Linked DNA regions of Homo sapiens: regions 1, 2, 3, 4 and 6 are each linked to region 5. Evidence: chromatin loops called from intact Hi-C (ENCODE). Cell type or tissue: heart right ventricle. All regions are shown on one strand. Region 1 overlaps ARFGAP3 (ARF GTPase activating protein 3). Region 2 has its middle 60 kb from the start of A4GALT. Region 3 holds the start of A4GALT (alpha 1,4-galactosyltransferase (P1PK blood group)). Region 4 has its middle 66 kb from the start of ARFGAP3. Region 5 has its middle 12 kb from the start of CYB5R3. Region 6 has its middle 31 kb from the start of A4GALT.

Region 1 (4,000 bases), 160 kb after region 5:
GAGTGCAGTGGTGCAATCTTGGCTCACTGCAACCTCCACCCACGAGGTTCAAGCAATTCTCCTGCCTCAGCCTCCCGAGTAGCTGGGATTACAGGCACCTGCCACCATATCCAGCTAATTTTTCTATTTTTAGTAGAGACGAGGTTTCACCATGTTGGCCAGGCTGGTCTCGAACTCCTGACCTCAGGCGATCTGCCTGCCTCTGCCTCAAAGAGTCCTGGGATTACAGGCATGAGCCACCGCGCCCGGTGCAGAATTTCTTATTAGGAAAAAGTAATCTTGCTTTTGCTGTTTCTTTTCTTTAATGAGTCAAGCAAGATTTCTTTGGTTTTCACATGGCAGTTTGTTTTCCTTACTCTTCCTACAGAACAGGTTATGGCTATTTTATTCCTTAACAAATAAATACTACTTTTTCTTTTGGAGGAAAACAATAGCTCTGTTTAAAATCATGAATACATATAATTACAGCAACAGATTCTTCTGGAGAAGATGCATGGGGATGAAAAGGTTCTATTAGAAAGATAAGAGATGGAAAAGTTTTCCTTCCTAGGTAATCTGACATGGACTGGGTCACTCACTAAAAGCATGCACTTTGATGCTTACGAGAACATCTCTCTGGAAGCACCAACAGTTAAGAAGTCAGAACACCGCGTTTCTCAGAACTTCAGGAGTGCTTACGGGTACTGGCTCAAGGGAGGACTGCAGGACACAGATCAAACAAGCGGAGCAGCTCAAGGCAGCTCTGCCTCTTCCTTCCTTCCTACCAAGTGGGCACACAGAGAGCCTCTGAGGACGGGCTGGGAAACTGCTAGAAGGAGACCAGGATGCTGCATGGGCTGTTTAGTTTCACACTCTGACAGTACAAGAACAACACTGTTCTGACAGTTTACTGAGCCGAAATAACTTTATTTACAGCCATTAAACAAACTAACTTGCAACATAACACTCATGTATTAAGGATAAAACACCTGTACTTTCTACGGGTTTGAGTGGCAGTGGTGGTCATTAAGGCACAGTGGTGTGGTTGTTCTGAACAAGGCCATGAAAGTTGCCAAACTGGCTTCTCAAATCAAATTCATAAATCTTCCGATCTGCATCTTTGTTTTTGTGATGTATTAAACACTCCTAATGAAAGATACAAGTGAAGTCTGGTTGTTGCTTCCTGTTTTCAGGAAGATTAGCATGTTAATATTAGAAGTAACAACCAGACTTCACTCCATCCAGCTTACCTGCAGCTTCTCCATCCAGCTTACTTGCAGGAAGGAAGCTGATCAGGGCCCGATTTTACACACGCTCTGGGAAAACCTCAAGCATGAGTAATCTGGACAGAGCCTACTCCCAAATACCAAGAGAAGCCATCGAAACACTCAAATCTAACCTTTCCCTTTGCCAGGGTCAAAAACTTAGCTTAGTAAGAGAAATTAAAGTCTGTGACAAGTCAACGTAAATTTTTGTACACAAAGCATTTCAAACCATATTCGACCTAAATACAGTTCAGTGCTGCCCCCTATGTTCTGTGAATTAAATGACAAGGAGAAACAACTATCAACTTCAAATTATTTGGGTTTACCTTATAAACTCCATCTTAGCGAACCGTCAGTATGAACAGTAAGACAGTACGAAAAGTAGTTGCATTTACTGAGCACCTACTATGTGCCAGGTACTGTTTGATGCACTTCAATGAGCATTTAAGCTATTAAACTAATCCTTAAAACCACCTCATAAAATAGGTGTTATTTTCTTCATCATACAGTCTATAGTAACTCAAGCTAAAACAGATAAAATACACATGAAAGTAAGAGAAAACACCATTAAAAAACACACACATAAAAAATAGGGATCCAGGTTACTTTTCCTTTCTGTGTAGCATGCACCCTCCGCCCTTCTCTCCTGATCTTTGGTACAGTCACGGTTTCCAGAAGGCCATCTTTCTCTTCTGATTTCAACACAAATGAAAACCTCTCAAGAGCCTTACAAAAGTCTACGGAAAACCGATCTCTTCACTGGCCTCCTGGCTTCCAGTCTCCTCCCCTCTTCCTGGCCTGGGTATCACTACCGAACTCATTCTCCCGAGACGCCCCTTCATGACAGCACTGCTGAAGGAGCTGTTTCTCTTGGGTAAGTGGACAACCACAGCCTGACTTTAAGGTGCTCCACATTATCGTTCCAACTCCTCCACTTCAGGCAGGCCCCCGACACACACGATCATTCCACCTTCTTCATTCTCTGAAACTCTTCCTTCTCCCTCTCCAAGATCCAGGCTCAGAACCTCTGGAGACACGACCAGAGCCATAGTCTTCCATCATGTATTTAGAATTTAGTCACAGAGTCCAACAGGGCTTCAGATTATAAATACTTTTTTCATTATGCAGATATAATTCACATACCGTAAAACTCACCCTGTTAAAGTGCATGATTCAGTGGTTTCAGCACATTCACAAAGCTGTGCCATCATCACCACTAACTCCAGAACACTTTCAGCAGTCCAAAAAGCAGGCCTGGACCATTAGCAGCCACTCTCCATTCTCTCCTCACCCCAGGCCCTGGCAACCAGTAAGTTGCTTTCTGTCTCTACGGATTTGCCTATTCTGGACATTGCATATAGACAGAATCATATCATGTGATCTTTTATGACTGGCTTCTTTCTTAGCATAAACTTTTCAAGGTTTATCCATGTTGTGGCCAATATCAGGACTACATTCCTTTTTGTGGCTGAGTAATAGTCCATTGTATGGACATACCACATTTTCTTTCTCATTTATCAGTTGGTAGACATTTAGCTTATTTCTACTTTTTGGCTATTAGGATTAACGCCACTATGAACATTCATGCACGAGTTTGTGTGTGGTTGCACAGATGTAAGTTTTAATTTCTCTTGAGTATATACTTAGGAGTAGATTTGCTGGGTCACATGGAAACTTTACATTTAACTTTCTGAAGGACTGCCAAACTGTTTTTCACAACAGTGGCACCATTTCACATTGCCATCAGCAATGTACAAGGGTTCAAATTTCTCCACATCCTAGCCAACACCTGTTACTGATTTTTTTATTATAGCTTCCCTAGAGAGTACACAGTGGTATCTTATTGTGGCCTTGATTTGCATTTCCCCAACTCTAATAATGTGAAGCATGTTTCATGTGTAAACACCTCCATGCATCTCTGTCTTTCCCTTCTCACTGATGTCACTCCAGTCTTGCCCTTACAGCCTCAGCAGAGTGTTGCTGCCCCCATCGTCTCTTTCCCTTCCAATCCACATGCCAATGCAATATCAGTTTTCATAAAACTGAATTTTGCAGTACCCTCCCTTCCCCCCCCACACAAAAATACATGGCATTTGGAAAGCAAAATCTTGAGTTAATAGTTTTATTCCCTGAAAATGTATTAATATAATGAAATTAAACTTACATTGATTCTTCTTTAGATACCACCTTGGCCAGGTCTTCCTGCTCCTTCATTTTATCCGCAGCTTGAGCTTGTTTTTCAATTTCATTAAAGCATGTGTTTGCCAGTTTCTGAGCTCCCAAACTTCCTTTTTTGGCCCCAAGCTAGAACATATATAAGACTATAGTCTACACGAGCTGTTTGAAAGCTTCTGTGACTACAGCTAACATTTCCTAAGGGTTAGGACCTGCCAGGCACTGTGACAAGCACTCTACATTTGTTCTGTGGCTTAGTCCTCAGAACTCTGTGAAGTTAGTATTATTCCAGGAGTCCCTCAGCATGGGGGAATTGGTTTCACGACCCTGTGGATAACAAAATCTGCGATGATCAAGTCCCTTACGTAAAAGGGCGTAGTATCTGCATTTAACCCACGTGTAGCCTCCAGTATACTTTCAATCATCTCTAGATTACTTATTATGCCTAAATAATGTAAATGCTATGAAAATAGTTACTAATTCTGTGTTTTTATTTGTATTGTTTTTACTGTTGTATTCTTACTTTTTATTTTTTTTTACTTTTTTTGAGACAGGCTCTCATGCTGTTGACCAAGCTGGAG
Region 2 (4,000 bases), 120 kb after region 5:
GTGGCTCATACCTGTAATCCCAGCACTTTGGGAGGCCGAGGCGGGCGGATCACCTGTGGTCAGGGGTTCGAGACCAGCCTGGCCAGCATGGTAAAACCCCGCCTGTACTAAAAATATAGAAAATTAGCTGGGGGTGGTGGTACACGCCTGTAGTCCCAGCTACTCAGGAAGCTGCGGCAGGAGAATCACTTGAATCTGGGAAGCAGAGTCGGCAGTGAGCTGAGATCATGCCATTGGATTCCAGCCTGGGCAACAGAGCAAGACTCGTATAAAAAAAAAATACAGTATACATATATATCCTTACCTAAATAAATAATTTTTTTTTTTTTGAGATGGACTTTTCGCTCTTTTTGCCCAGGCTGGAGTGCAATGGCGCGATCTCAGCTCGCCACAACCTCTGCCTGCTGGGTTCAAGCAATTCTCCTGCCTCAGTCTCCTGCCTCAGTCTCCCAAGTATCTGGGATTACAGGCGCCTGCCACCACGCTCGGCTAATTTTTGTATTTTTTGTATTTTTTTTTTTTTTTGAGACAGTCTTGCTCTGTCGCCCAGGCTGGAGTGCAGTGGCACGATCTCCGCTCACTGCAAGCTGCGCCTCCTGGGTTCACGCCATTCTCCTGCCTCAGCCTCCCGAGTAGCTGGGACTACAGGCGCCCGCCACCACGCCTGGCTAATTTTTTTGTATTTTTAGTAGAGACGGGGTTTCACCGTGTTAGCCAGGATGGTCTCGATCTCCTGACCTTGTGATCCGCCCGTCTCGGCCTCCCAAAGTGCTGGGATTACAGGCGTGAGCCACCGCGCCTGGCAATTTTTGTATTTTTAGTAGAGACAAGGTTTTACCATGTTGGTCAGGCTGGTCTCGAACTCCGGACCTCAGGTGATCCGCCTGCCTCAGCCTCCTAAAGTGCTGGGATTACAGGCGTGAGCCACTGCACCTGGCCTAAATAAATACATTTTAAAAATGGAATCAGAAGCAAGCCTCTAAATCTCTCTTTTTTTTTTTTGAGACAGAATTTTGCTCTTGTTGCTCATGCTGGAGTGCAATGGCGTGATTTCAGCTCACCGCAACCTGTTTCCCGGGTTCAAGCGATTCTCCTGCCTCAGCCTCCCAAGTAGCTGGGATTACAGGCATGCGCCACAACACCCAGCTAATTTTGTATTTTTAGTAGAGACGGGTTTCTCCATGTTGGTCAGGCTGACCTCGAACTCCCGACCTCATCTGATCCGCCCGCCTTGGCCTCCCAAAGTGCTGGGATTACAAGCGTGAGCCACCATGCCCAGCAATAAGCCTCTAAATCTTACTATCAGTTTATCAGAAATACTATTCTGTATTCATTAAAATGAGAAAACTTAGTGAGTCTGAACTTAGCAAGCTTAGTGACAAGGTAGAATACTGTAAACTGCCAGGCACGGTCGCTCACACCTGTAATCCCAGCACTTTGGGAGGCCGAGGCAGGAGGATCACCTGAGGTCAGGAGTTTGAAACCAGCCTGGCCAATGTGGTGAAACCCCATCTCTACTAAAAATACAAAAATTAGCTGGGCATGGTGGTGGGTGCCTGTAATCCCAGCTACTTGGGAGGCTGAGGCAGGAGAATCGCTTGAACCTGGGAGGCGGAGGTTGCAGTGAGCCGAGATCACGCCACTGCACTCTAGCCTGGGCGACAAGAGTGAAATTGCATCTCAAAAATCAAAACAAAACAAAAAAACACACAAAAACAAAAACATTGGCAACTCTCACACCCTGCTGATAGGAATGCAAATTGTCCTATGCAGTTTGAATTTGACAGTACATACAAAATGGGAAAAAATCATCCCCTTGCCACTAGATGGCGCTTACTGGCTTTCAAGTACTTTATCGCATGTATTGTCTTCTGTTACATTGCTGCCTTCCTGTTTTTACTTCTCAAGGATGGCTGGAGGAAGGGGCTGGGCACTAGGGATTAGAGCCTCACAAGAATGCTGTAATCTGGATCCCAACAGCCATATCTGCTGTGGAACCATGTTGCCCCAGGGGACACATCTCTGAGCGTTGCTGTCTTCCCTAGCCACTTACATTATTCAGTTCCTTAGCAATATCTATCTCTGATACTGTGTTAAGGGTCTTTTTCTGAAGAATACACATTTTAATAAGTCTAATTTTTAATTATTTCACATAATATCTGTGCTATTTAACTTTTCTCTTTTTTATTATTATATTTATTTTTTTAATTTATTTTTTGAGACAAAGTCTAGCTCTGTTGCCCAGGCTGGAGTGCAGTGGCGCAATCTTGGCTCACTGCAACCTCTGCCTCCTGGGTTCAAGCGATTCTCCTGCCTCAGCCTCCCAAGTAGCTGGGATTACAGGCATGCGCTACTAAGCCTGGCTAATTTTGTATTTTTAGTAGACACGGTTTCTTCACGTTGGTGAGGCTGGTCTCGAACTCCCGACCTCAGGTGATCCACCTGCCTCAGCCTCCCAAAGTGCTGGGATTACATGCGTGAGCCACCACACCTGGCCTACTGAAGCATTCTATTCAAAATATTCCTATTCTGTTTCAAAAATATTAATTGCCCATCCCTGGGGTAATATCACACTTCCTGCTCCACAGAAATCAGGTTTGGAGACATAATTTGTTTTAGCCAATAGTATATGGGCAGAAGTTATGTTTGTCACTTCCAAGCAGAAGCTTCAAGAGCCAGAATGTGACTTGCTGTGGGGTTTTTGGTTTGTTTTTCTTTTTCCCTGCTATGAGATCAGTCATGTTCTAGAGGCTGTTTCATCAGCTTGGGTCCCAACGTGAAAATATTGGCCATCTACAGTGGACCTGAATGAGAAGTAAACCTTTATCTCCGTAAGCTGCTGAGATGTTGGAGTCATTTGTTCCTGCAGCATAATGTATCGTATCCTGACCGATATACTGGCCATTTCTTATTTTTTATTTTTTTTGTGACAGAGTCTCGCTCTGTCGCCCAGGCTGGAGTGCAGTGGTACGATCTCGGCTCACTGCAAGCTCCGCCTCCCGGGTTCACGCCTCTCTCTCCTGCCTCAGCCTCCCGGAGTAGCTGGGACTACAGATGCCCGCCACCATGCCCGGCTAATTTTTTTGTATTTTTAGTAGAGATGGGGTTTCACCATGTTAGCCAGGATGGTCTCGATCTCCCGACCTCGTGATCCGCCCACCTCGGCCTCCCAAAGTGCTGGGATTACAGGCGTGAGCCACTGCGCCCGGCTCTGGCCATTTCTTAAACATCCTTTCAGACCAGTCATGACCTCTGTGAGGTTCTGCACATGCATGGCTGCCTAATAGTTAATGATACAAGTAAACATTTTGTCTGGGTGATATGGATTGGATCTGAATCCCCACCCAAGTCTCATGATCTGTTGTAATCCCCAGTGTTCCAGGTAGGGCTCGGGGGAAGGCCATTGGATCATGGGGCAGAGTTCTCGTGAATGGATTAGTACCATCTCTCTTGGTACTGGATAGTGAGATCTCACGAGATCTGGCTGTTTAAAAGTGGATAACACCTCCTGTCTCTCTCTCTCAGTCCTGCGCTTGCCATGGAAGACTCATGCTCCCACTTGCCTTCTGCCTTCTGCTTTGAAGCTCCTTGAGGCCTCCCCAGAAGCAGAAGCCACTATGCTTTGTGTACAGCCTGCAGAACCATGAGCCAATTAAAGCTCTTTTCCTTATAAATTACCCAGTCTCAGGTATTTCTTTATAGCAGTTCAACAAGTGACGAATACATTGGGGAAAGCTCCATTGCATGCCCCCCCACTTTTTTTTTTTTGAGACTGAGTTTCACTGTTGCCCAGGCTGGAGTGCAATGGTGTGATCTTGGCTCACTGCAACCTCCATCTCCTGGGTTCAAGCAATTTTCCTGCCTCAGCCTCCTGAGTAGCTGGGATTACAGGCACCCGCCACCACGCCTGGCTAATTTTTGTATTTTTAGAGGAGATGGGGTTTCACCATGTTGGTCAGGCTGGTCTCGAACTCCCGACCTCAGGTGATCCACCTAACTC
Region 3 (4,000 bases), 58 kb after region 5:
CCCTCCCAGGGAGGAAGCACCAAAGACTGGGGCCCTCCCCTCCGCTGACTTCCAACTCCCTCTGGGGAAGATCAAAGCCAATTCATCAAGTGTCCCCCAAGCCCCTCCCTCTTGCCTCCTGTCCTCACCAGCCCGGGAGGATCCTTGGGAGCAGCACTGCATCCTCCCACCTCCTCAGTCCTCGGAGACCTCAGCCTATCAACCTGTCCCTCCTTCTCCTGGGCCTGAGGGAGCTGAGCTCTCTCTTCTAGCTTTCCCATCAGCTCATAAATGCAGCCAAGTCTCCCTCATCAGAAAGCACACACACAGATAAAGTAAAACAAAAAACTTGCTGCTCCTCTCTATCTCTCTGTCTCACAGACATACACCCACACACACACCCACGCACGCACAAACACACCCACAAATAAGAGCCAAATGATAAACTGGGGAAAGATCCTTGGCACACAAAGACCAGACAAGGGGTAAAACCTTACTGATGAGCTCAAACCAATCAATAAGCAACACACAAAGAACCTGGCTTCTCGTACTCTGACCCAGGAGTTTCATTTCTAGGAAATACGAAGAAATATCTAGCTGGGTCCAGATACAGCCATTCTAGAAGTTCATACGCACTGATTACCAGGTTAATTCCTTCCCAGGAAAGATGTGGCCATGTATAAATGTATGCAGAAATTCAATGTAACATTATCAAAAAGAGCCAAATATATTTTTAAAAAGTCAAGAGATCCAATAACTCAACATGACATAGCAAAATGCAAGCATTGAAAAATATAAAAAATGTCTGCGATGAGGAATGCTCGTGAAATTATACTAATGGAAAAATATTTTATATAGACAAGATATGCAAATACAGAAAAACGTGTTATTTTATTATTTATTTATTTATTTTTGGAGACGGAGTCTCGCTCTGTTGCTCAGGCTGGAGTGCAGTGGCGCCATCTCGGCTCACTGCACTCTCTGCCTCCCAGGTTCAAATGATTCTCCTGCCTCAGCCTCCTGAGTAGCTGGGATTGCAGGCACGTGCCACCACGCCCAGTTAATTTATTGTATTTTTAGTGGAGATGGGGGGTTTCACCAAGTTGGCCAGGCTGGTCTCGAACTCCTGACTTCAAGTGATCCACCCGCCTCAGCCTCCCAAAGTGCTGGGATTACAGGCGTGAGCCACCTCGCCCGGCTGGAAAAACGTGTTTTTAAAGGTCTGGCAAAAAAAAAGGCAAATGTTAACAATAGTTGTCTTCAAGTATGCAAACAGGAATTGTTTTTCCTACTTCTTTCGGTTAATTCATTCAAACAATATTCAGGAAGCACCTGCTAGGTGCCAGGCCTGGCACTAGGCTCTGGGATCTGGACAAGGGTCCTTCCCTCCAGGAGCTTCCAATCTGGAGGGAAGCATGCGGTGAGCCAATGAAAATGCAGGGTGATCAACAGGAGTTTGTGAGCACGCCTAGCAGGTCCCCAAAGAAGGAGGCAGCTGGGGAGAGTGAGAGGAGGTGCACTTCAGAACTCAGATGGCTGGCTTGGTGGTGGAGGCCGTCCACCTGCCACCACCTTCCGGGACCTGCATCCCCAGCTGAACTGCATCCTTGGAGGTCTGAACCCAGTGGCCCCGTGGCCAGGTGGGCTTGGGAGTTGCTAGCTGGGGCTGATGTGGTAGTTCACAACCTCCTGGTGTTCCACACAAACCACCTGGAGATTCTGCCAATCCTGCTCCACACTGGGGTCCCAGGGCCCATCACACGAACTGGAAATTAATGGACCCATTAACCTAGCAGCTAGAGGGCTTCAATTAGTACAAGGAAACAAAACATATTTTGTAGATGGCTGTCCATTTTGGAGTTTATCCTCTAATACTGAGCTGTCCTAGCAGACAAGAAACGACAGGCACCCAAGGCATTAGAAAAATGTTTGAGAGAAAAACTAATGACAACATTGGGTGTAGTGGTGTGTGCCTGCAGTCTCAGCCACTAGGGAAGCTGGGGTGGGAGGATCGCTTGAGCCTAGCAGTTTGAGACTACAGTGAGCTGCCACAGCATTCCAGCCTGGGTGACAGAGGGAGACCCTAAAAAACAAACAAACAGAAAACTAATGACAGAGAGGATTCCATCTCTCCTCTTCCTTTCTTTTCCTTTCTATTTTGTTTTCCTTTGTATTCCTTTGATTTGGGGACCCTCTTTTGGGGGGTTGCAGCTATGGAAACACAGTGTAGCAGGGTTTCGGGTCCTGGAGAAGGTTTGAGGCTGGAAGAGGGCTGTGGGAAATCTTGAGGGAGGCCTGGCTCCATCCGCACTCTGCTATGGGACCCTGGGCAGGGTGGCTCCCTCATTCTTTGGGAGGAGGTGACAAAGGGGAAGTCTTTGGGCAGCTGGTGGCGGGAACGGGAAGGCCAGACCTGGCCTGAGACCCACCAGGTGCTCGGGGTTATTTGCTGAGTGCAGGGTACGTGACCCCAAGGGGCCTTCGCGGAACAATCACTCGACGTTGGCGGAGGGGAGGAAGCCGCAGAGAGGGTGTCGTGAGGGAAAGGTGGGTGCAGGGGAAATGGCGCTTTAACCCACTCAGGGCCAGAGGCTCAGCCGAGACTATCCAGGTGGGAACTTGTCCCTCCGGATGACAGGTGATGAAACTGAGGGAAGGGGACTCGCCCTGGCAGTGAAACGGGATGGGCGCTGGGACCAGGTGCCCCGGCAGATCCTCTCCCAAGCCCAGTTCCGCTCCCGCTCAGTCCTCAACCTTCCCCAGCTGGAGAGGAGGGAGGGGCGCCTGCGGATCCGAGGCGAGCGCGGAGGCCGGGCGACTCCAACCGGCTCGCCCCGTGCCCAGCTCGTACCCAGGCCGTTTCCCGCACGGGGAGGGCCCTTCCCGCTTCTGGGCAGGTCCAAATCCTCACCCTCCCTAAGGCCGGCGCCGACGCTGCCAGCCCGGCAGAGCCCCCTCCTGCCGGCCGCTCTCCATCCCCGTCCCCGGTCGCATCCGCTCCGGGGCGAGCACCGCCCGACGCCCAGGCTTCCCCCGGACGGAGGAGCGCGACTCACCCACGGTGGCCGGGCAGAGCCTGCCTCGAACCCGGCTTCTCCCCGACGCCCTCTCTCCAGCCCCGGGACCCAACCGGGTGGGGCTGCCCTCGAGGGCTCCGGAGCCAGGCGCGTCCTGCCCGCGAGGGCCGGGGCTCCGGGTCCCGCCGCCGCGCTCCACTTCGGGGCGCAGTTGGGGTGGAGGCGGTGGCCGGGACCGCCGCGCGGGGTTCGTGCGCGCACAAATGTCGCCTCCAGAACAGGTGGCCCGGGCTAGGGCGGCGGCCCAGCCCCTCCGCCCCTGCCCCTGCCTTCCCGAGGCGCCTCCTCCCCACTGCGAGCCGCAGGATCCCCCTGGAGCCCCCGTCCCCCGCAACATCGGCGCGGCCCCTCGTACCTCTAGCTCCAGCGGCGGCGGGCGGCGGACAGCGGGGCCCCGGCGGGCGGGCGGCGCGGCGGCCGGAGGGCAGTGCCTGGGGCCCGGCGGGAGGCAGCACCGCCCCTCCGGCCCGGGGCGGGGTCAGGCCGCCCCGCCCCGCCCGTCCCGACCTACCCTGCGGGTCCCGGTCCCCAGAGCCCTTGCGGGGTCCCCGCGACCCCGCCCGCGCGCCCTCGCTGCTCCCCGGGGCGGGTGCGGACAGTCCCCAGTCCGCCGGCCAACAGGTAGGGAGCGCTCCCCGGCCTCCGCGCCGCCAGTATTACGGGTTACCATCCCGTTTTCCCCATTGAACTGATGAGAAAACTGAGGTTCAGAGGGTTGAGTACCTCGATATTCTGCAGTGGAGAAGGGACGCTGTCACCCCTGGGACCCGGGTCGGCCTGATCCCACCGCCTCCTGCCGGGACCGTGCTAAGGGCATTGCCTGCATCACCCCAGTGTTTGCGGAATTCCAGTTATTTGCTGTATCCTTAACGCCGCCCCGTCCTTTCTCTACTCCTCCTCCTCACTCTCACCTCGCCCCATCTTCACACATATTGCTATTGGTA
Region 4 (4,000 bases), 130 kb after region 5:
GCACTTTGGGAAGCCGAGATGGGTGGATCACAAGGTCAGGAGATCGAGACCATTCTGGCCAAGATGGTGAAACCCTGTCTCTACTAAAAATACAAAAATTAGCCTGGCGTGGCAGTGCGCGCCTGTAATCCCAGATATTCAGGAGGCCAAGGCAGGAGAATCACTTGAACCTGGGAGGTGGAGGTTGCAGTGAGGCAAGATTGTGCCACTGCACTCCAGCCTGGGTGACAGCGAGACTCTCTCTCAAAAAAAAATCTGAGGCCTGATTACAGGCACAGTGGCTCATGCCTGTAATCCCAGCACTTTGGGAGGCTGAGGTGGGCGGATTGCCTGAGCTCAGGAGTTCAAGACCAGCCTGGCCAACCATCTCTACTAAAATACAAAAAATTTGCCAGGTGTGGTGGCATGCACCTGTAATCCCAACTACTCAGGAGGCTGAGACAGGAAAATCGCTTGATCCCAGGAGGCGGAGGTTGCAGTGAGCCGAGATCACCCCATTGCATTCCAGCCTGGGTGATAAGAGCGAGACTCTGTCTCAAAGAAAATAAAAAGAATCCCAGCTCCTCTACTTGTTGGCCCTATGACTTCACTGTGTCTGTTTCTCCATCTATAAAAATAGAAGGGAGAAAAGGTACCTACCCGGGCCGGGCACGGTGGCTCATGCCTGTAATCCCAGCACTTTGGGAGGCCGAGGCAGGCGGATCACAAGGTCAGTAGATCGATACCATCCTGGCTAACACGGTGAAACCCTGTCTCTACCAAAAATACAAAACATTAGCCGGGCATGGTGGTGGGTGCCTGTAGTCCCAGCTACTCGGGAGGCTGAGGCAGGAGAATGGCATGAACCTGGGAGGTGGAGCTTGCAATGAGCTGAGATCGGGCCACTGCACTCCAGCCTGGGCAACACAGCGAGACTCCATCTCAAAAAAAAAAAAAAAAAAAAAACAAAAAAAAACCCAACCAATCAAAAAACAAAAGGTACCTACCTGGTAGGTTTTGGTAATTCTAGAGTTAATCTGTGTGGTGTGGTGGCCAGGAGGCTCAGTGCACATTCAATAAACATCAGTGGCCATCATGATTCACCCACAGCTGCAAGTCATCCCCGCGACTGGGAAGTCCTCAGAACTCAGAGTCCCTGTCCCTGGCAAAATTTCCCTGTCCTAGGTTCTCCTCTGTCAAGAGACTGCTTTTCCTATAGCGCGAATAGATGGTCATGGATTATTCCACAAATGACTCTCTACTGAAGGTGTTCAGCCTGGCTTGCCCTTTCAGGAAGCAGGTTGAGGTTTCTCCAGAAAGTTGCCCAGAAGTAGTGTCTCTCCAGCTGTTGCGACGACAGCTGGCTGAACGTGCCCTAACCCAGCCCTGACTCTTGCTTCTTTTGAGCCTGTGCAGCAGCCGTGTTCATTACCAAGTGCTGCCGGCAGAGCCTGGTGGTGGAACGCCAAAGTGTGTGTTTCAGTAAATGCTCGTCACGTGCCTGCGTTAGTCTATGCACGCTACATTTTCGTAGCCCTCAGTTATTTCATTAATAGGCCTGAACTAGTTCTATAATATTGGGGAGTGAAGAATGAATGATCCTATTTCTTTTTTCTCAGTTTGTCTATCTCATTTTTCACTATATCCTGTGCCTAGAATAGTGCTTGGCACGGGTAGATGCTTAGTAGGTATATTTTATTTTATTTTTATTTTTGAGACAGAGTCTTGCTCTGTCACCCAGGCTGGAGTGCAGTGGCACGATCTCGGCTCACTGCAACCTCCGCCTCCTGGGTTCAAGCGATTCTCCTCCCTCAGCCTCTTGGGTAAGTGGGACTACAGGCGCCCACCACCACGCCTGGCTAATTTTTGTAGAGAGAGTTTTGCCATGTTGGCCAGGCTGAGCTGGAGCAATGCTCCTCTCACCTCATGGAGCCTCCACCTACCACAGCTGTCAGTTTCCCCTAATCCTAGGAACCCCCGCCCCAAGGGAAACAGGACAGACAGCGCCCGTGTCCCACTCTGCTCATTTTCAGATGAGGAAACAGTCACCAAGGTCCCGTGCAAACTCGCCGCCCACCCAACAGCCCACATCACTTGCCTTGCTCCAGCTTCCCGCTCGCCAGCTGGTGTTCCTGGCAGCCAGCAGGTCCGCGGGGGCCCCGTCTCAGCCAGGCTGGGGGCCGGGGGCTGGGCCTCAGGAACTCTGCTGCTGCTGTTGGGGCTGCCCCAAGCTAGCGTGGACAGAAGCCCAGAGCTCAGGGGCACCTCAGGGCTGAGGGGCTCAGGCTGGCCCTTGGGTCTCGGGCTCAGGGCAGTCACCCAGGGTGTGTGCCTGCAGCCAATCAGGGTTGTGGGGAGGAAGGTCCCCGGCACTGCCACAGTCTGCAGGTCCCATGAGCCTGGTCCTGGGGTTGGGAAGGTGGGAGTCTCTGGCTCCAGGAGGCTGTCCCTGCCCTTAATCTCCGGCAGAGTGCCTACGGGAGGAGGGGGAGGAGCCGCCCCCACAGTGGGCCACAGCTAACTGTCCACAGGCCCCAGGCCGCCATCCTGAGCTGGCTCCCAGGCTACAGTCCTTCCTGTCCACAGCTCCACCATGTCAGGACCAGGACAGGAGTGGGTGCTGTCGACAGGGAACAAAGGGGGCAGCGTGGGGCTGAGTCTCTGGGGCAGGTAGGGTGCTCCGTGACCCACGGGTTCCTCATTGTCCTTGGAAACCTCATTGGTCCTGTCCCACCATGGAGGGGGCAGCTGGTTCTGGCTGTCCTAGTCGACTAGGAAGTCATTTTGGCTCCCAGGGGTGGCAGGCGTCTGCGTGCCATCAATAGAAACCCTGGGCCAGGGCGGGCTGGAGAGCTCAAGGTCTGGAGCCTCTATGGGGGTGTCTTCCTCACGCAGGAAATTGACCAGAGTGTTCCCAGGAGTCTGCTCTGAAGGTGGGGGTGGGGAGTGGCTGGCCTGGCTGGGCCAAGGGCTAGTGGGCCAGGGTCTCAGTACCCCCTCCTCCTTGGCTGCAGGAGGCCCTGTGGCAGGCATGGGGCTGCCGGTGGAAGGTGCAGCAGGACGGCTGTGCAGTGGGGGCGTCCGATCCCCTGTCCCTGCCAGGTCTAGGTCAGGCCCCTCTAAGGGCCCATAGCACAGATCCTCGTGGAGATGAATGAAATTGTAGTCGTAGTGGAAGTCATCTACAAACACGCGCCCCAGTGGGCCCAGCTCTGGGGCCTCCTCCTCAATGGCATTGCCATGCTGGCTGGCGCAGGTGAAGGGCTTGGGGCCAGGAGGCGTGAGATGAAGTCAGCCTCGCTGAAGAGCTCGTGGCTGAGGAGCCGCTGCCTGAGCCTTCAGGGCCCAGTGTGTCCAGGATTCGCCAACAGGGTGGTAGAGAGCAGGTGACTGTGCTGGCTGGCTGCTGGGCCTTGTCACAGGGACACTGGTGTCATCGGTGCAGAGGACACTTCGGTGCTGAGTGCCCTCCCTGCATGTCACTGAGCACTGCAGGGAAGCCAGGGGAGGGGCTCAGGCTGGGAGGCAGGCTGCCAGGGGACGCTGGGGCAAGGCTGGGTAACCTGTCCACTGCCCGATGTCAGAGTGGCAGAGACCCCAGCCAGCCCTCTTTGGCCGTGCCCAGCTCAAGGCCATGGCTGTGGCCACAGCTTGCCAGGGGCTTCCTGATCCCTGAGGCTCTGGAGTCAGGGTCTGGACCCTGGAATCCCCCAGGCTCCCTCCCACCTGTGGTACCAGGCAATAAGGGCTCCCGGAAGGCCGTCTACCTCCCTGCAGCCCAAGACCAAGGGGGGAGCTGGAGGCAGGCCCCTTCCCATCCCGAGACCAGTTCCCCGCAGCCCAGGTGGACAGACGGGGCACATGGTGGTTGCAAGGGGTTCCAGCAGGGGACTGGGGATGGTGTTCACAGGCGGGCGGCTCCAGGGGTCTCTGCTCATCCAGCCCCACACTGGGATGCAGAGCACTGCCCAGCGGGAGAGGCCCCCAGGCCCCTGCCCACCACCATGCGAGGGCACACAGG
Region 5 (4,000 bases):
ACTCTTTATGAGAATCTAATGCCTGATGATCTGTCACTGTCTCCCATCACCCCCAAATGGGACCGTCTAGTTGCAGGAAAACAAGCTCAGGGCTCCCACTGATTCTACATGATGGTGAGTTGTATAATTATTTCATTATATATTACAATGTAATAATAATGGAAATAAAGTGCAAATAAATGTCATGTGCTTGAATCATCCTGAAACCACCCCCTCAGCCCCCCATCCGTGGAAACGTTGTCTTCTGCAAAACTGGTCCCTGGTGCCACAAAGGCTGGGGACCACTGCTATAAAACTAACCCACACAACACCCCTGGGGAGCAGCCCGTTCCTTTTCCTTTCTCAGTGCTGGCTTCCTTGTGCACAAGCTAAAATAAACTTTCTTTTTGCTGCTATGTCTGGTGATCTCTCTTGATTTCTATCCTGGAAGATTACAAGAACCCAGTGTGCTGGTAACACTTCTGACTGTCCAGCTGTAAGTTGGAGTTCCCAAGACCCGCCACTTACGTTTGATTAATTTGGTAGCATGGCTCACAGAACTCAGAGAAACACTAACATTTACAGGTTTATCATAAAGGATATTCAGGGGCCGGGTGTGATGGCTCACGCCTGTAATCCCAGCACTCTGGGAGGCTGAGGCAGGTGGATTGCTTGAGCTCAGGAGTTCAAGTCCAGCCTGGGCAACATGACAAAGCTCCATCTCTACTGAAAATACAAAAAATTAGCTGGGCATAGTGGTGTGTACCTGTAGTCCCAGCTACTTGAGAGGCTGAGACGGGAGGACCACTTGAGCCTGGGAGGTGGAGGTTGCAGTGATCCAAGATCCTGCCACTGCACTCCAGCCTGGGTGACAGACTGAGACCCCATCTCAAAAAAATAAAATAAAATAAAATAAAGGATATTCAGAAGGATACAGAAGAACAACCAGATGGAAGAGATCCATAGGGCAAGGGAAGGGGAAGTGTGTGGCACCTCCATGCCCTCTCCAGGCACACTACCCTCCAGGCACCAGCAAGTGTTCAGCTGTCCAGAAGCTCTCCCAACCCCGTCCATTATTTCTTTCTTTTTCTTTTCTTTTCTTTTCTTTTTTTCTTTTTTAAGACGGAGTCTTGCTCTTGTCGCCCAGTCTGGAGTGCAATGGCATGATTTTGGCTCACTGCAACCTCTGCCTCTTGGGTTCAAGTGATTCACCTGCCTTGCCTCCCGAGTAGCTGGGATTACAGGTGCCCGCCACCATGGTCAGCTAATTTTTGTATTTTTAGTAGAGACGGGGGTTTCATCATGTTGGCCAGGCTGGTCTTGAACTCCTGACCTCATGTGATCCACCCGCCTTGGCATCCCAAAGTGCTGGGATTACAGGCATGAGCCACCGCGCCCGGCCTATTTATTTCTATATATATTTATTATATTTAATAATATATATTATTATTTATATACATATTTTTAATTTTATTTTTTTGGCTGGGTGGGGTGGTACACGCCTGTAATCCCAGCACTTTGGGAGGCCGAGGCGGGTGTATCCCCTGAGGTCAGGAGTTCGAGACCAGCCTGACCAACATAGTGAAACCCCATCTCTACTAAAAATACAAAATTAGCTGGATGTGGTGGTGCACGCCTGTAATCCCAGCTACTCAGGAGGCTGAGGCAGGTGAATTGCTTGAACCCGGGAGGCAGAGGTTGTAGTGAGCAGAGATCGCGCCATTGCACTCCAGCCTGGGCAACAAGAGTGAAGCTCCGTTTCAAAAAAAAATTATTTATTTTTAAAAATTGAATTAACTTGGCTGGGTGTGGTGGCTCACCCCTGTAATCCCAGCACTTTGGGAGGCCGAGGGGGGAGGATCACCTGAGGTCAGGAGTCCGAGACCAGCCTGGCCAACATGGTGAAATCCCTGTCTCTACTAAAAATGCAAAAATTAGCCTGGAGTGGTGGCGCATGCCTGTAATCCCAGATTGCTTGAACCCGGGAGGCGGAGGCTGCAGTGAGCGGAGATCACGCCACTGCACTCCACCCTGGGCGACAGAGCCAGACTCTGTCTCAAAAAAAAAAAAAAAAAAAAAAAAAAAAAAGGAGAGTTGTATTATTATTTGTAGATGAAGAAAACTGGTTCTGTCCAACCAATGCAGAATAGATCTCAATGGATCTTTGAGCGTCCAGAAATAGACCTAAGTGTAAAAGGGGGCATTTGCAGTTGAGTAGGATGGGCTGGGTACTGTCGCCAGGTCTGTAGTCCCAGCAATTTGGGTGCGCTTGATGTCAGGTTCCGGCCTCCAGGGGGCGCGCCCGAGCCAGGAAAAGGCTCCCGGCGCCCGGGGCGCGGGTCCAGCCGGCTCCATCCGAAATCTCCACTCCCACCGGCTTCGGCTGGGGGTTCTGCCGCTGCTCTGCTCCAGCCGAGCCCCAAATCCTGCCTCCTCTACCCCTTCCTCGGACCCAGCCCGTGCCCACCTTGGGTCCCGGCAGCCTGGGAGGGGTGCGCCTCTTGGGGCTCATCCCCCACAACCTCCACGCTCTGGAGGTGTTCAGGTTCCTTCGAGTCCGTGTCCCCGAGCCCCGCGCCGCTACGGGGAGCCCTGCAGACGCCTCGGTGGGGAAGAGAGGCCGCTGTCCCGGGATAGGTGCTGCCCCTTGGGCTGCGGGGCTCCGCGGAGAGCGGCCGAGAGAGCGGGAGCCCGGGCCGGGCGGGCCGGGGTGGACGGTCGTGGGGGCTGCCGGGGAGGCCCGGGAGCGGGAGGAGGTGACGGTCGGAGACGGGTGATTCTTGTGAGGGCACGCGGAGCCGGGGCGGGATGGGGGCCCTACCTTGTCCAGGCGCCCTCTGGATCCGGGTCTGCCTCGAGGCGGCGGAAGCCCCACGGGGCGCTGGGCGGCGCCCTCCCCTGCCTTGCCCTCGTGGGGTTACTCCCCGCAGAGCTCCCAGCTGGCCCCCCAGGACTCGTGGGGGTGAGGGGAGGGGGATGTGAAGCTCCCGAATGGAGGCCGAGAGGGCAGCGGGGCAGGGGATGCTCAGGAGTTCAAGTCCAGCCTGGGCAACATGGCAGGGCCCATCCCAGGGTGTCCAGGGCAAAAACAGTTCCCGCTCATGGGCTCAGAGAGGTCACGCCTGCCCCTGCCGAGGACAGAGCCTGTCACAAAGAAAACGGCACGCTCTGGAAGTTTCTTCCATCCCTTTCCACCTCCTCCTTCAAAACAGAGTCTGCGTCCTTTTGGCCGGGCTCGGTGGCTCACGCCTGTAATCCCAGCACTTTGGGAGGCTGGGGCAGGCAGATCACGAGGTCAAGAGATCGAGACCATCCTGGCCAACATGGTGAAACCCTGGCTCTACTAAAACTACAAAAATTAACTGGGCGTGGTGGCGCATGCCTGTAGTCCCAGCTACTTGGGAGGCTGAGGCAGGAGAATCGCTTGAACCCTGAAGGCGGAGGTTGCAGTCGACAGAGATCATGCCACTGCACTTCAGCCAGGTGACAGAGCGAGACTCTGAGACTCCGTCTCAAAAAACAAAACAAAACAAAACAAAACAAAAGAAAGACAGGAGCTCCTCCCCTTCTATAATTACAAACTTTTAACAGTTTTCCCTCAGGTTATCATTTTTATTTCATGAGAAAGTTCTGGCTAATGAGAACCCAAAACCCAAAGGAGGTGTTGATTTCAGGCACAGTGCCAGGTGCCTCTAATCCAGCCAGGAGCTAGGGGCTGCTCTGGGAGCTGCTGGGTGAGGAAGGGGTGTTGGGGGTCTACGCGTTTAAATCCCTATTAATGCCAGGCGCAGTGGCTCATGCCTGTAATCCCAGCACTCTGGGAGGCCAAGGTGGGCGGATTACCTGAGGTCAGGAGTTCGAGACCAGCCTGGCCAACATGGTGAAACCCCATCTCTACTAAAAATACAAAAATTAGCTGGGCTTGGTGGCACATGCTTGTAATCCCAGCTTTCAGGAGGAAGAGGCAGGAGAATCGCTTGAGCTCAGGAGGCGGAGGTTGCAGTGAGCTGAGATTGTGCCA
Region 6 (4,000 bases), 90 kb after region 5:
GGCCTTCCGCAGTGTTTGTGTCCCTGGGTACTTGAGATTAGGGAGTGGTGATGACTCCTAACGAGCATGCTGCCTTCAAGCATCTGTTTAACAAAGCACATCTTGCACCGCCCTTAATCCATTTAACTCTGAGTGGACACAGCACATGTTTCAGAGAGCACAGGGTCGGGGGTAAGGTCACAGATCAACAGGATCCCAAGGCAGAAGAATTTTTCTTAGTACAGAACAAAATGAAAAGTCTCCCATGTCTACCTCCCTCTACACAGACACGGCAACCATCCGATTCCTCAATCTTTTCCCCACCTTTCCCCCCGCTCCATTCCACAAAGCCGCCATTGTCATCCTGGCCCGCTCTCAATGAGCTGTTGGGCACACCTCCCAGACGGGGTGGTGGCCGGGCAGAGGGGCTCCTCACCTCCCAGCAGGGGCGGCCGGGCAGAGGCGCCCCTCACCTCCCAGACGGGGCGGCTGGCCGGGCGGGGGGCTGACCCCCCCACCTCCCTCCCGGACGGGGCGGCTGCCGGGCGGAGGGGCTCCTCACTTCTCAGACGGGGCGGCCGGGCAGAGACGCTCCTCACTTCCTAGATGTGACGGCGGCCGGGAAGAGGCGCTCCTCACTTCCTAGATGGGATGGCGGCTGGGCAGAGACGCTCCTCACTTTCCAGACTGGGCAGCCAGGCAGAGGGGCTCCTCACATCCCAGACGATGGGCGGCCAGGCAGAGACGCTCCTCACTTCCCAGACGGGGTGGCGGCCGGGCAGAGGCTGCAATCTCGGCACTTTGGGAGGCCAAGGCAGGCGGCTGGGAGGTGGAGGTTGTAGCGAGCCGAGATCACGCCACTGTACTCCAGCCTGGGCGCCACTGAGCACTGAGTGAACCAGACTCCGTCTGCAAACCCGGCACCTCGGGAGGCCGAGGCTGGCAGATCACTCGCGGTTAGGAGCTGGAGACCAGCCCGGCCAACACAGCGAAACCCCGTCTCCACCAAAAAAATACGAAAACCAGTCAGGCGTGGTGGCGCGCGCCTGCAATTGCAGGCACTCCGCAGGCTGAGGCAGGAGAATCAGGCAGGGAGGTTGCAGTGAGCCGAGATGGCAGCAGTATAGTCCAGCTTCGGCTCGGCATGAGAGGGAGACCGTGGAAAGAGAGGGAGAGGGAGACCATGGGGAGAGGGAGACCATGAGGAGAGGGAGAGGGACAGGGACAGGGACAGGGAGAGGGAGAGCTACTCCCTGTGTTTGATTCCCCTCCAAGAGCCCTAATTTTCATCTTTTAATAGAAACGGGGTTTCACCATGTTGGCCAGGCTGGTCTCGAACTCCTGAACTCAGGTGATCTGCCCGCCTAGGCCTCCCAAAGTGCTGGGATTACAGGCGCATGACACCATGCCCAGCTAATTTTTGTATTTTTAGTAGAGTCAGTTTCACCATGTTGGCCAGGCTGGTCTCGAACCCCTGACCTCAAGTGATCCACCCGCCTCGGCTTCCCAAAGTGCTGGGATTACAGGCGTGAGCCACCGTGCCCGGCTACGCCCTGCTGATTTTTGTATTTTTAACAGAGATGGGGTTTCACCATGTTGGCCGTGCTGGTCTTGAACTCCTGACCTTGTGATCCGCCTGCCTCTGCCTCCCAAAGTGCTGGTATTACAGGCATGAGCCACCGCGCCTGGCCACGCCTGGCTAATTTCTTTTGTAATTTTAGTAGAGACATGGTTTCACCATGTTGGTCAGGCTGGTCTTGAACTCCTGACCTCAAGTGATCTGCCCGCCTTGGCCTCCCAAAGTGCTGGGATTACAAGCATGAACTACTGTGCCTGGCCCCAAGCCCTTCTTCTTAACCCCAGTGGACTGGGACCCGAAGAAGGCCTCCACGCCCCACGTTTCCTGTTAGGAAACTGTGAGACTTCGTATCTGCCCATGGAACACCCCCACCCCAGATGCTGAAACACAGTGCAAGGCCAGGTGACGAGGGGTGGGGGCCTGTCCCAGCCGTGTCCTCAGATGGCCCTGAAACCTAGCCAGTCTGTGGGAGACCTCAGGGTGGGGGGCCGCCCTGCAGGGCCGCTGCCCCGGGATTGCCTCTGACTTCCTTTCACGCCCCTGTTCAAGCTGCCTTGACCTGTTATTTGAAATAAAGCAAAACAATCTGGAGCTAGGACGAGTTCCCAAATCAACTTACAAGTGGTTCCCCCAGGAAAGCAGGACAAAGGACCGTGCTGCGCAGGGTGGGGTCAGCCTTTTGGGAGCTGAGAGAGGACTTAGAATTATCCCTTGAGTCATGGACACAGGTGACAGGCATCCCCCACAGCTCTCGGATAGCACTAACAGGCCACATCTGTGCCTGGGTGCCCATGGGGAGCAGAAGGAGGGGCGGAAAGGCCAGGGCCAGGCTGGAAGGGGAAGTGAGGAGAGGGGTGGACGCCGTGAAGGCTCCCCCAACCCCGTGGTCCTCCTCCTTGACATTTCCCAAGCCCCCTCCCTGCTGTCCAGCTGGGGGGGTCAGCTAAGGCAAGTCCCCAGGAAGTGACCTGGGCAGATCCTCTGCCGGACTCCAAAGGCTGGCTCTGGAAAGGGAGCTTCCTGGCATGCGAGGGACCCATGGGAAAGAGGTATTGGGGAGAGGGCACCCCGGATCAGCTCAGCCACCTCGTTCAGTGGCAGCACCTGTCCCGAGAGGCAGACGAGGCTGTGGACTCCAACAGGCCTGGTTAGCATCTTTCAGCTGCTCATTCTTTGTGAGACTGTGGGCTGTTCAGAGCCTCAGTTTCCTCGTCTGTAAACTAGGAAGAGTAATCATCCTTCCCTCCCAGGCTTGGGGTGACACACTGGTTACTGGGGGCTGTGCAGGGAGGGGGTCTCTCCCAATCCCCCTCCAGCTGTGAGGGCTGTGGTTCTGGGAACCTGCAGCCTCCTCCTGTCACCCTCCCAGGACCCAGGACAAGCTGTCTGTGTCCACTGAGCTTCGGCCTTAACCAAATTACTCCAGTTCTGGCAAAGTCCCTCTGCAAACGCACAAGACCAGCAGATTAAAAATCAGCCACAGCCCCATGACGCATGGCTCGGGGGTTCTGGACTGAAGGGGATTTTTCAGGTTTTTTTTTTCTTTACATTTTTTTTTTTTTTAAAGACGGGATCTCATTCTGTCTCACAGACTGGAGTGCAGTGGTGCGATCTCAGCTCACTGCAACCTCTGCTTCCCGGGTTCAAGTGATTCTCCTGCCTCAGCCTCCCCAGCAGCTAGGATTACAGGCACATGGCACCGTGCCCAGCTAATTTTTTGTATTTTTAGTAGAGACAAGGTTTCACCATGTTGACCAGACTGGTCTCGAAATCCTGACCTCAAGTGATCCACCCACCTTGGCCACCCAAAGCGCTGGGATTGCAGGCATGAGCCACCGCGCCTGGCCTTTCTTTACATTTTTTTTGAGACAGGGTCTCCCTCTGTTGCCCTGGCTAGAGTGCAGTGTTGCAATCATGGCTCACTGCAGCCTCAACCTCCCAGGCTCAGGTGATCTTCCTGCCTCAGCCTTCCAAGTAGCTGGGACTACAGGCACATGCCACCATGCCTGGCTAATTTTTTTGATTTTTTGTGGAGATGAGGTCTTACTATGTTACTCAGGCTGGTCTTGAACTCCCGGGCTCAAGCGATCTGCCCACCTTGGCCTCCCAAAGTGCTGGGATTACAGGCGTGAGCCACCGTGCCTGGCCTAAAAATAAATATATAAATAGAATGACTAATTCTGAACGGGACACAGAATCTGCCAGTGCCTTGACTTTTGGACTTTCCGGCCTCTAGGACTTTGAGAATGAAGTGTCTGTTGTTTAGAAGCCTCCTGGTCCTGGGGTATTTGTCACACCTGCCCAGATGGGCTAAGACGGGACCCTTCTGGGTGTTCGGGTAAAAGCTGGCCTCAGAAGCTGGTGATGTTTCCTCAGGAGGCTGCCCATGGTGTGGTCCTGGCGACGCACCAGCAGCACGTCACCCTCTTGACCCGGGCGTGT

What was found. Hi-C counts contacts between places; a loop is a spot of excess contacts. Peaks named below come from ENCODE experiments on the same cell type or tissue, not always from the same donor. Only the 100,000 strongest peaks of a DNase experiment are listed, where the experiment ranks them.
Region 1: a loop joins it to region 5, with 6 times the contacts of the local background. A loop is called at or near these places in 54 of 110 quality-filtered maps.
Region 2: it touches region 5 in a loop (2.9-fold over the local background); 28 of 110 quality-filtered maps call a loop at or near these places.
Region 3: a loop joins it to region 5, with 2.3 times the contacts of the local background. A loop is called at or near these places in 30 of 110 quality-filtered maps.
Region 4: it touches region 5 in a loop (2.2-fold over the local background); 21 of 110 quality-filtered maps call a loop at or near these places.
Region 6: a loop joins it to region 5, with 3.0 times the contacts of the local background. A loop is called at or near these places in 9 of 110 quality-filtered maps.

What each region holds. Positions count from the first base shown.
Region 1 is chr22:42,818,862-42,822,861 of GRCh38, forward strand. It overlaps ARFGAP3 (ARF GTPase activating protein 3), which reads right to left. Exons shown (of 16, transcript NM_014570.5): 9 at 3,409-3,548. Among named protein-coding and RNA genes, the nearest start is that of ARFGAP3, 36 kb to the right of the region's middle. In heart right ventricle, a CTCF peak has its summit at 1,513; no DNase peak of the experiment used is centred here; H3K27ac peaks cover 1,048 bases.
Region 2 is chr22:42,778,443-42,782,442 of GRCh38, forward strand. No RefSeq gene overlaps it. Among named protein-coding and RNA genes, the nearest start is that of A4GALT, 60 kb to the left of the region's middle. RefSeq lists a silencer at 1,735-1,784. In heart right ventricle, a CTCF peak has its summit at 1,806 (motif pointing right); a DNase peak (open chromatin) is centred at 1,899; H3K27ac peaks cover 431 bases.
Region 3 is chr22:42,717,386-42,721,385 of GRCh38, forward strand. It overlaps A4GALT (alpha 1,4-galactosyltransferase (P1PK blood group)), which reads right to left and starts at 3,485. Exons shown (of 3, transcript NM_017436.7): 1 at 3,412-3,485. RefSeq lists silencers at 2,925-3,054, 3,135-3,364, 3,395-3,584. In heart right ventricle, a CTCF peak has its summit at 1,985; no DNase peak of the experiment used is centred here; H3K4me3 peaks cover 3,059 bases; H3K27ac peaks cover 4,000 bases.
Region 4 is chr22:42,789,733-42,793,732 of GRCh38, forward strand. It overlaps the pseudogene ADAMTS7P5. Among named protein-coding and RNA genes, the nearest start is that of ARFGAP3, 66 kb to the right of the region's middle. In heart right ventricle, no CTCF peak of the experiment used is centred here; DNase peaks (open chromatin) are centred at 1,109, 1,388, 2,119 and 3,369; H3K27ac peaks cover 2,832 bases.
Region 5 is chr22:42,659,876-42,663,875 of GRCh38, forward strand. No RefSeq gene overlaps it. Among named protein-coding and RNA genes, the nearest start is that of CYB5R3, 12 kb to the left of the region's middle. RefSeq lists silencers at 2,232-2,371, 2,502-2,551, 2,592-2,871. In heart right ventricle, CTCF peaks have their summits at 2,258 (motif pointing right) and 2,469; a DNase peak (open chromatin) is centred at 2,276; H3K4me3 peaks cover 1,079 bases; H3K27ac peaks cover 981 bases.
Region 6 is chr22:42,750,097-42,754,096 of GRCh38, forward strand. No RefSeq gene overlaps it. Among named protein-coding and RNA genes, the nearest start is that of A4GALT, 31 kb to the left of the region's middle. In heart right ventricle, no CTCF peak of the experiment used is centred here; a DNase peak (open chromatin) is centred at 1,945; H3K27ac peaks cover 2,856 bases.